3 separate regions of the Homo sapiens genome follow, and regions 1 and 2 are each linked to region 3. Evidence: chromatin contacts called from ENCODE Hi-C or POLR2A ChIA-PET data. All regions are on one chromosome and are shown on one strand. Each heading gives the region's core, a stretch centred on a gene start or an enhancer-like site at or near the end of the contact. The rest is flanking DNA. Distances are from core to core; before and after follow the strand shown. Region 1 overlaps MYBL2 (MYB proto-oncogene like 2). Region 2 holds the start of PIGT (phosphatidylinositol glycan anchor biosynthesis class T). Region 3 holds the start of SERINC3 (serine incorporator 3).

The links. A loop is a pair of places that touch in the nucleus more often than their neighbours do. ChIA-PET counts read pairs that join two places held with the same protein, here RNA polymerase II (POLR2A). Pooled maps may share reads with other maps.
Region 1: a pooled map shows a loop between it and region 3 (3-fold over the local background). The contact joins the enhancer-like site here to the promoter of SERINC3 in region 3. A Hi-C loop is called at or near these places in 1 of 168 maps with a recorded cell type or tissue (naive thymus-derived CD4-positive, alpha-beta T cell) and 4 of 50 pooled maps. POLR2A ChIA-PET finds 5 or more read pairs at or near these places in 1 of 52 experiments (activated CD4-positive, alpha-beta T cell).
Region 2: a loop to region 3 is called in a map of CD8-positive, alpha-beta T cell, with 4 times the contacts of the local background. The contact joins the promoter of PIGT here to the promoter of SERINC3 in region 3. A Hi-C loop is called at or near these places in 1 of 168 maps with a recorded cell type or tissue (CD8-positive, alpha-beta T cell) and 5 of 50 pooled maps.

Annotation. Positions count from the first base shown.
Region 1 is chr20:43,708,661-43,712,339 of GRCh38, reverse strand. MYBL2 (MYB proto-oncogene like 2) reads right to left here. Exons shown (of 14, transcript NM_002466.4): 10 at 2,278-2,377; 11 at 739-852. Among named protein-coding and RNA genes, the nearest start is that of GTSF1L, 17 kb to the left of the region's middle. RefSeq lists enhancers at 1,189-1,258, 2,099-2,228. Within about 2 kb of position 1,504, at least 3 of the 41 ENCODE cell types and tissues checked have a DNase peak (open chromatin) inside an H3K27ac peak, as active enhancers do.
Region 2 is chr20:45,414,646-45,418,015 of GRCh38, reverse strand. It overlaps PIGT (phosphatidylinositol glycan anchor biosynthesis class T), which reads right to left and starts at 1,875. Exons shown (of 12, transcript NM_015937.6): 1 at 1,673-1,875; 2 at 1,322-1,499. The coding sequence starts at 1,859. LOC107985405 (a long non-coding RNA gene) reads left to right here. Exons shown (of 2, transcript XR_001754640.2): 2 at 1,199-3,370.
Region 3 is chr20:44,520,587-44,524,351 of GRCh38, reverse strand. SERINC3 (serine incorporator 3) reads left to right here and starts at 2,282. Exons shown (of 10, transcript NM_006811.4): 1 at 2,282-2,439. The coding sequence starts at 2,401. RefSeq lists enhancers at 1-57, 2,090-2,384, 2,291-2,600, 2,519-3,071.

The sequences.
Region 1 (3,679 bases), core at 255-2,754, 810 kb after region 3:
AGGCTGACCGCCCACCTCCCCTCCTTACCTAACACCCTGTACATCCCACCGTTCCCAGCTCTCCCTTGAGGAGAGCAGTCTGGGAAAAAGGAGCACTAGGAGACTCGAAGGGATCGCGCACTGTCATGAAAGCTAACGACGCAGTGGGAGGGAGGCTGGCATAGAACGGAGGCTTGGGACAGTCCCTTCCCTGCCCCCCTGCCCAGGAGCCCCTGCAGACTCCACCTCACCTGAACCCACTCCCCCACCCCCAGCTCATGCAGCTTGACACTCAGCCAGGCACTGCCTGGCCTGGCTGGCTCATCCCGACCGCCTCGCCTCCACCCAAAAGATTCCTTTGGAACCTCCCTTTCTGCGGCCCTTGGTACCCTGTGAATTCAGTCATGGTGTGTCTGTCTAGCATCTGTCTCTGCCCCCTGAACACTAAGGGGAGATCCAGTCTGGGTCGTAATTGCTGCTCCATCCACCACATCCAGCCCAGCCCAACTTGAGCAGGGTCCGAACACAATGCTGGATAAGTAAGTGAATCCTTCAAAGCAGAGCAGAGGAGGGTCCCAGAGACACTGTCCTTATCTTGTCAGTTTCCTCAACAACCACCGTGCGAAAGGGGGCAAAGGGGATATGCTACGCCCCCATTCTCCCCAGCGCCTCACTTTCTACAACCTGTCCCCAGACGCCTCCCCCATGCCACGGCTCCAATTCCCCCTGCCCAGGCTCTCCCACCCCTACCCTACTCACCCCAGGCTTCCTCTTCTGCTTCTCGGGCCTGATGTCGTCCTCGATGATGAGTTCGATGCCAGCCTCAGAACGCAGCACCTCCTTCAAGTCCTCCTCCAGGTGCGGGGTCTGTGGCTGTGGGTAGGCACGGGGCAGCCCACGTGAGGCACCACACTCGGGCTGTGTGTGTGTGGGACTGTGGGACCAACCCAGCTGCAACTGGGCTGTCCTGGGTAAGGCAGGAAGGAGGCCTGACGCCAGGATGCAGATCTCACACGCACCATTCACAACCACTAACTGCTGCCTTGGACAAGCAGCTGATGACCTTGATTCCCAGGGGCCTGCCATGGCTGGGAGCAGCCCAGAGACGCACTGTAACCCTCACACAGCCCTGTGCAGTAACCGTCATTTTAAGCAGGTAGAAACAGAAGCTCAGAGATCAACAGCCTGGCACACAGTCACACAGCTGCTGAATTAGGACCCCGACAGCTCAAAGCCCAGGCTCACTCAACCCTTTGTTCCACACTAATGGGGGCTCTCAAACCCATTTCCCTTTCTCAGGCCTCGGGGTTCCAAGGACCTCTCCAGCTTCAGGCAACAGAGAACAGGGGAGGGCGAGTGCTACTAAGAGTGAAAGGTGCGAATCACAGCCACTCCTCATAAGTCATCCGAAAAGCCCCCACAAACTTTAATTACAGCTGCCAAGGTCATGTGATTTGCCCTCACACCTGTTTGGAGAGCATGCAGATATTTTAGTACAGAGGAGCCAAATCTCCACTGCAACAGGAAAGGAGCACTAACTAGTGCCTCACCTCGGCTCATGTAGCATGGTCCGTGGAAAGTCTGCTTGACTCAGAATCAGTTCCATGGCAGGCCCAAGGGAGCCTCAGCCCCCAGCCACCTTGGGCTTCATAGGAGGCTCCATGCAGTGGAGAGAGACAGCAGGGGGACCCGCTGCAGACCTTGTTCACAGTCCAGTGCCTCCACAACCATGCCTTTCTCTCACCCTCCACTGATTTCTAAAACACCTGTGTGTTTCAGAAAGCCCAAGGTGCCAACTCCTTTTTTCATAGAGAAAACACAACCATCCCATCAACTGGGAAGAGCAGGGGAGAAGGGCAGCCTGCACACTGCAGGAAAGACGTCCCCGAGGGGCTTTCCCGTGCTCTGTAGAGAACTGGGAGTTGGTCAGAGACAGGCCAGAGTAGCAATTTGCCACTTCTCTGAACTAGGCCCAGTGCTTATCTTTGCCTGAAAGTGTTTAAGTTATTTGTATTTCACATCAGTCTCCCCCATCCTGAGGCTGAGTGTCACGGGATACCACCATGTCTCTAGCACCAGCCGGCGCGTGCTTGCAAACTCAGGTGCTCAGGAGCAGTCGGAGGAAGTGACAAAGAGCAGCCTCAGCTTCCCCATTTATATTATCAGGATCTCTGCATCTTCTCAGGAGAAAGAATCAAATGAGACCTCAGAGGGAAGGGTCCTGTGGACTGAACATGGTTGGATGAACCGAAGGGATCCCACTGTGCAGAGATCCACGGCAGCGACCACACCACGTACCAGGGGCTTCAGGGGTCCGTACTTCTCCAGGGCGTTCTTGAACGGGGTTGGCGTGTGGGGAGTGTTGTCCATGGAGTACTTCTGATCTGGGGTTACAAACCTGCCAGGGGCCAGAACGGGGGAACTAGTGACAGGATAGGGGCCGACGCCAGGCACTCTGCTGCCCTGGCTCCACCTTCCCCCAGTGCGACCTTTGGCCCCAGCACAGGTTCTCGTCCCATCCCTCTCCCCACCCTGCAGGTCCAAGTCAGGGGCTCGGGGGAAACAGAAGGGAGAGGGGAGTCTAAGAGGGGCCAGGAGCCCCAGACAGGTGGCAGATAGCCGAGAATGCTGCTCAGTCATGGTCCAGACTTGGGACTTTCCAGAAAACAAGGCAGTCCGTGGCCACACTTCAGGAACAGTGAGAGGGGGCACGGAGCAAGGTGGGAACCCAGGAAGATCCCATCCTGCCCAGCTCTCCCTGGAGAGCCTGTGTGAGAAGGATGGTGGCAGCACAATGAGGGAAAGGAGGGGCGAGAGGTGAGGCCAGCATCTTCCCAGGTCTCCCAAGAGTTCACCGAGGTGATGGACACGTGGAGGGAACCCTTCAGCAGAACAGAGAAAAACCCAGGATGGTCTGGTCCAGAAGCAGAACTATAAGATGCTTCTATCAGATGTAGACCCACCATGGGTGATTTCCACCTGCCCTAGAGCAGGGGGGCAGAAAAGGCACCTCACGCCCCAGAGCGCCAGGGCTGGTGGTATGGGGCTGGGCCAGGCTGGCTGTGGGCAAATGTCAGCTCTGAAGGAAGCTACCAGGTTCCACAAACACGAACCCTTGTGTGCTGGTATGTGACCTTAGTCACCTGGAGATACCACCATGGCTGACTCTCATGGCATAACCAGGGCACTCAGAGGATGAGAGAAACACCCCAGGTAGCCAGGGACCTGGGTGATGAGGCCAACTCCTAGAAACAGCAGCCTGGGGCCTCGCCGCCTCCACTTCCCGCAGCTGGCCAGCCACTCCATGGGGAGATAAAAAACTAGAACAAATGCAGACCATTCTTTTCTTCCTTCCTCAGGACCTAGAGATTAGGCAGGGATCCACAGTCTCTTCCCAAACCCTTGTTATCCCCCATCTGGGACACACAGAGATCCCCCTCTGTAAGGAAGAGTGAAGACAGATAAGCACAAGTCAAATGTACACATCTTACAGTTCAAACCACAATTCACAGAGGTGAATCTGAGCCACTCAAGCATCTCCATGGGACATGGAGTTTCTGAGGAACATGAGAAAATTCCAGAACCTCTCTAATTCGTGGCATCAACAAGGACTAAGAGCACACACATGGCCAAAGGCAGTGGTTCACGCCTGTAATCCTAACACTCTGGGATTAGTGTTAGGCTGACAGGAGAGGATCAC
Region 2 (3,370 bases), core at 626-3,125, 890 kb before region 3:
GCATTTGCTCCACATTTCAGGCAATTACGGGCTGAGGGAAGACAGTGACAGCAGAGTAGACAGGAAAGGGTAGGGGAGCCAGAGTTGAGGCAAGAGAGAAAGTCTTGGCAAGCTGGGGAGTTACTGCTTATTCCTTATTCCTTAGTGTTGTCCAGGAGCTTTTGATAATTCTATGTTCAGAGCTTTTCAACTGCTCCAATCCTTAAGCCTCAAATAAAAATGGCAAACTTGAAGCCGGAAAGCTCTACTCAAACCATAAACATGCTTCATTTGGTATGCACAACATTGACCCGCACAGCACTCAAAAAATTTTTAAATTACTTGCTGATATTTGAATTTGCCAATTTTCACATTAAATTCCAGATTTCTGGTATCTCTTGAAAAATGAGGCCAGGTGTGGTGGCTCTTGCCTGTAATCCCAACACTTTGGGAGGCTGAGGCAGGAGGATCGCTTGAACCCAGGAGTTCGAGACCAGCCTGGGCAATATAGTGAGACCTTGTTTCTACAAAAAATTTTTAGAAACATTTGACTCTGACCACATTAGGCCTCTATTCCCACATGGCAACAATCCATAGAAGCTGAGTGGCAGAGCTGTCCTCGTTAGAATGTCACACAAACTCTCTAGCCTGCCACAATTCCTGCTGCTCCTTTTTATTGCCCTAAAACTTGTTATATCATACTTGCACTATTGATTTCTTATAGTGGGATTAAGAGGAAAATGAGATATATTTCTCATTCCTGTGTTTGTCAATTTTAAAAATACCTTTATTCATTCCTTACCTGTGTGGCCCATGTAGACCTGTTTGCAACCACTGCACAGAAAGGTTCTATTCTAAACAGGATAGCCACAGCAGCCACTGGGAAATAGCGGTTTGTAGTAGGCACAGTAACTAGACCTGCCCCCTCCCAAACAAAAGCAGTTCCTCTAACACTGTGATGTAGCATCCTGTTGGCCAGTTGTAACCCACAGATATGTTATGGTTGGCTTTCGTGGTATTTATTATCATTTAAAAAATATTAATGAATGCCTTTTAAAAGGTTATCCAGTTGCCAGTTTTCTACTGCCTTACCTCCAAATAAGCATTAATTGTTTGCTATTTGCCTCTCCAGGGATATGCATGTGCTACCTCAGGTCTGAAAGTTTTAGGATTGGGAAGTTTATTCATCTGTGGTAACATTTCTTACTTCCAATGCCAGCTCTACCCCCATGGAATCGCTGCCTACTGGAAGTGCTGTCCCCAAGAGCAGTGGCAGGATGACAACACTCTCCCAGCCACATTCCCTCCATGGCCTGCAACAGGGCCCAAGGTGTGCACTCACTCAGTGACAGTGTCTTGGAACCAGACCCACAGCTCTGCACCTGATGGGGCCTGCAGGAAGGGTGGCCCCCAGTATCGGGTCCTCCAAAAGCCTTGTGTGAATGACAGGTGCAGCTCCCGTAGAGAATACTTGGAGATCAGCTGCCCCAGGGCTTTGGGAAAGAGCCTGTAATGGGACACTGGGGAAACGGGAGCAGGTGAGTGACGATCCCCACCTCGTCGGGGTCCACACCCAGGATCCCGAACTCTACCCAGGAATTAGGCCCCGCCCCCAAAGTTTGCCTTCATCCCACGGCCGGCCAGCCAGCAGGCACTACGGAAATCTTTCCCTGGTCAGATCTCGCGCCCTCACCTCCTTCCCGCTGAAGCTCCGAATCCCAGCGCGTGCGGAACTGGAATGTGGCGGCTACGTCCCCGGAAGGCAGCGGGGTGATGACAAGTTCCTCCCGCAGGCTGTCGCGTGGGGGTTCTGCAAGGCACCAGCCGCCGGGCCCCAGGAGCAACAGGACGAGCAGAGCAAGCGGCATAGCCGCCGCCATGCCTGCGGCTACTTCCGCCTACCCAGCGGCGCTCGGCCCCATGAAAAGCCGGTATCCAATAAGAAAGGCGTGTGAGAAGTGACTTCCGCTGTCGTCCCGGAAACCGGGATGCGGTTATCAGAGCGACCGCCTGCGCAGGTCGCGAAGATTCCCTCAGAGCTGGTGGGTCTAAGGGGGTACTGGGAGGACACGAGAGGGAGTAGGCAGGGCGAGTAACCAGCTTGAGGCCGCACCTAGTTCATGGCGTATTCCACCCACCAGGAAATGCTTAATAATATGAAGCTCCTTCACTGCCATTTTACCCATTTGATAGTTGAGGAAACATTGACTGAAAAAGATCAATTACTTTTGGGAAAACCATTGTGGTTTTAATTTGCATTTCCCAAAGTAAGAGGAACCTCCTGCCCCTCTTAGCTTCTAGTGTCTCCATTTGCTGCAAAACCCCCAAATAAGTGGTTCTTTTATTACGAAAATGTTCAAACAAAATTGAAAGAATGAGCACCTGTTACAATAAACCTATTTTCCACCACCTAGATTCTACTATTTACATTATACTATACTTGTACTTTACCACATATTTGTCTATACATCCATCATTCCATCTTGTGTTTTGGTGCACTTCAAAGTAAATTGCAGACATTAGTACACTTTCCTTTAAGTAGTTAAGCATGCATATAATTAACTAGAGTTCAGTATTCGATTGCATTTTGATGTAAAATTCACATACAGTGAAATGCACAAATCCAAAGTACACATTCACTGAGTTTTGACAAATGCACACACCTATGTAACCCGAACTCCTATCATGATACAGAACATTCCTAAAACCCCAGAAAATTAGCAATACCCTTTCCTAGTCAATCCCTGCTCCTCTATCACCTTCCAGAGGCAGTTAGTACCCTGATTTTTTCCCACAATAGATTAATCTGTTCCAGAACTAAATATAAATGAAATCATATAGTATGTATACTGTGTAAGGCTTTTTTTTTTCTCATGGGAAGAATGTTTTTGAGAATCATCCATGTTCTTGCATGTATCCACAATTCTTTTTATTACTGCGTAGTATTATTAATTTATCCATTCAACTCTTGATGGGCACTTTTAAAGTTTTTGGTTATTATTAACAAGGCTGCTGTCTGTGCAAGCTCCTTTGTAGACGTATATTTCTCATATCCTTTGGCCAGGTATTTAAGAGTGGAATTGCTGGGTCAGAGAGCAGGTGTATGTTTAATTTTATAAGAAACTGTCAGACCTTTCTCCAAAATGTATCATTTTATGTTTCCATAAACTATGAGTCTCCATTGTACCACATCCTGGTCAGCATTTGAAGTTTCTAATTTTTTGTACTTTTTAGTTTTGACCACTTGGGTATGTATGTAGTGTTTGCTCATTGTGGTTTTAATTTGCATTTCCCTGGTAACTAAAAATGTTAAGCATCTGTTCATGTGCTTATTTGCCATTTATTTTTTAATTTAATTTTTATTTTTTTGTGAAAGGTCTGTTAAAGTCTT
Region 3 (3,765 bases), core at 1,033-3,532:
AATGAGTGGATTTTGCTTCTTTTTTTGTAACCGAGCGAATTATAGAGAAACGCCACACTCTGAGACGAATTCAGGAGTCCTTTATTAGCCGGCAACTGAGAGATGGCTAGTGCTTAAAATTCTCTCGGCCCCGAAGAAGGGGCTAGATTTTCTTTTATACTTTGGTTTAGAAAGGGGAGGGGGAGCCTAGCTGAGGCAATCTTACAGAAGTAAAACAGGCAAAAAAGTTAAAAAGACAAATGGTTACAGGAAAACAAATAGTTCCAGGTGCAGGGGCTTTAAATCCATCACAAGGTGATAGATGTGGGGGCTTTGGGTACCATCAACCGGACAAAAATGCAGGGGCTTAGGGTACTATCAACCGGGTGAATTCCTGGAAACTGCAGCTATCGCTTGCCACAGTATCTTATCAGTTAATTGCATTCTTTGATGTGCTGGGAGTCAGCTTGCACAAGTTAAATCCTTGAGGAAGTGGGATGGGTAAGGAGCGGCAAGTGAAGGAGCCAAAATGGAGTTTGTCTGTCTCCCTCAGCTAAGAGAGAGTCAATTCAGGTTAAGACAAGGTAGGGTATCACACTTTTCCAAGGACTAATCTAGCCTTGTTTTAATCCTTCTTCCTTCTGGATAAAAATTTGTAAGATACCTAATCACTGAATTGCCTCTACTCCTTGACTGTGTCCAATCCAAAACTGTTCTCCTCCTCCTTAAACTCTCCTTAGATTTAGTTACCCAGCATAAACCCAAATCCTAAAATAAGTTCTCCCCAGTCACCTCTTACCAAGACACCTTATATTTTCTCTGATATGTGTTCTCCCTTTCTGAACAAGCTAAATAAACCTAATTCTTTTTGACTACAGGTATGTTTCTGGTAGAATTCGATCTGTAAAATTTATCACAGTCAGCTCTCTTAAGTCCAGACCAGCAATACTCAGACAGGAAGAAGCAAGAATGTTAAGGACTACCTGGAAAGTTCAGTGGTCCTGAAGCAACTTGACTTGAGCTGGTATTTGTGTATGTGTGGTGAGGAGAGGGATCTGGGAAAAGAGAGGTAGGAATTATTAAATGTGAGTAGTTCTCTTTCTTCTTTCATCAGCCCTTTTCATGGCCTTGGGCAAACTTTGAGCCTCATTCCATTTCTGTAAAAGATGAATTTGGAATACATTTTCAAGGAATCCAGGAAATAACATCCCCAAATATGCCACACTGGTATGATGATTGCTTGGGGAACAGCACATGGAGAGAGGGGCTTTTCATGAATTTCCCTTATCAGACTAAAGGCTGACAATCCAGAAGGAATTCAATTATGAATCCCCTTCCAGAGAGTTTTATCTATCAGGGAAGATTAACACACCACAGGAGAAGATATTGAAGTGTGACACCTTGTTGTCCGGACATCATCATTGTTTGCCACATTCCACCTAAACTATTATATGTGTAAGTAAAAAATGTTTTCATTTTCTTCTTTAAGTGAACTCTCAAATTTGACATGTATTTTGAAAGGAATATTTACATCACTGCTTAAATGGGAAATCAGCATTGCTCGGAAGAAATGAAAAGGTTATTGCTAACACACACCTCAAAACAAAACAATATTTTAAAACTGCAGGCATGGTTGCCTGTTTGAGAGATCTGGAAAATGAAGGCTTTACTCTGTTAGAAAGGGAGATAAATACTAGAAAAATGTTAAATACCATACTGGCCTCAAACAACTAGCCTGTTGGTTTGAAATGGGACGTTCTCACTCTGCTGTTTAATATCGCTTAATGTCCTTCATGCACCCTTAGAGCCATTCATTTTTCCCAAATGGGGTGCATCCCACATTTTAGGATACGATTTCCATCGTTTCTAGGTTAATTTGGACTCATCCTTTAGTTCGCAGATTAAAAAATAAATCCTTCAGAGAAGCCTTCCAAGACTACTGCCCAGCTAAATTACTTTCCCCTTACAATAGGAGGCACTAAATACACCTTTATTGAAAGCCTATTCCCCCATACTACTTCATCGTATTCATTACATTGGGGCACGGTGCATTTATGTTGTCAGATCTCCTATTAACTAGAGAATAAATTCTGAGCGTACTGTGCCTCTCTGTACACTTCTGTAACTTCCAGATCTTTGCACAATGAATACAAATGATGTAAGGAATGACACCTTCACAGTTCCTGCAACCCCAGGATGGTTTAGCCCCACCTTCCCCCTCAGCCAATGACAGGCGCCCCCCTCTGCCGCTCCGGTCGCGGACGGTGGGCGGGGCCACGCCGTGACGCATCCGTGCGTCTGTGGAAGGCTGCGTTTCCGGCCTGAGAAACCGTCATGTTTCTGGGGAGTCACCTCAGCTGGCAGTTACCACCGTGTTAGAAAGCAGCCTCAGGACCGGCCACCTCCATCACTGGCGTCACCATGGGGGCTGTGCTGGGTGTCTTCTCCCTCGCCAGCTGGGTGAGTTCGGGGTCCCGAGTCCTCGCCGGACCTGCGGTTTGCGGGGAAAGGCCTCGAGACCAGAGCTGCACGGGCCTTGGCTCCAGAGGCTCTCGGGATGTCAGCAGGCCCTGGGCTACAGAGGGTCTCCGGGGCCCCAGACGCAAATCCGCGATACCCTCAGGTCCAGCTTAGGCGGCTCGCCCTCCGGGTTCCTCGGGGAACGGAAGAGGCTAGGCCGCCATTGTTTACAATTCGGATGGCTCCGCCCTGCGAGGCTTCCTGACTAGGTTCCTCTGGAGCTGGAGAGGGACCAAGGAATGACAGCTCCCAGCGAGGGGCTCCGGTTCCTCCCGAAGCACCTCTTAAGGTGCCATCATTTAGTTCTAGGTGGCTCAAGTAATATTTTTATCCCCTAGCACGGGATTTGCCAAAACTACAGAGTGTGTGGCAAAGCTGGGGTTTTAGCGGAGGCTTGTCTGCAGTTCAGGTGCAAGGGAAAGAAGCCCTTGTGGATTGTTATTCAAAATTGGAAACCAGGGCCTGAATATTTTGGGACTGCTGTAAGTCATTTATCCGAGGATAATCACCCCAGCATTCCTCTCTTCGAGAACGATTGTGACAGTGAAGTGAAGGTTTAATCACCTTGTAAACTGTAAACATTTTAAAGAGAAAATTATAGGGCCTATAAAAGAATATGCTGAGTTCCCTCATTTACCCACTTCAGAGGAGCGTGATTCCTTGATTCCTCATTCTCCAGCTGATTTAATTGACCAAGTGTGTAGAAAAAGCACACTCAGTTTCTCCTGCTGTACTCACAACACACTTTTGACACCTGATGTGTGGTGTGTGGGGATTTTCCCCCAAACATCAGGCAAACAGTCAGCTCTGCAGGGGATGCCAACTTGGTGCCCTACAAGTCAATTCCGAAGCTCTCTACTTGGAGATAGCATCAAATCACACAAGTGGAGGGCTCAGTCTCACAAGACTGTGCCCACTTTCTGTGCCAATGGCAAGCCTCAGGTTGTTTTACCTGTGCTTCTGACCGGCCACCTATAAATCAAAGTTCCCGTGACCTCCCTCCTTGGCTTTGATTAATTTGGTCACAAAACTCAAGGAAACATGTTTACTGGTTTATTATAAAAGTATTTTATTTTGTGTATTTATGTATTTTTAATTTTAGATTCAGAGGGTACATATGCAGTTTTGTTACATGGGTATATTGCCTTATCGTGAGGTTTGGGTTTCTAATGATTCCGTTGCCCAAACAGTGAACACAGTATCCAACAGGTAGTTTTTCAACCCCTATCCCCCCACCGTCCTTCCCCACTCTTGGACTCTCCAGTG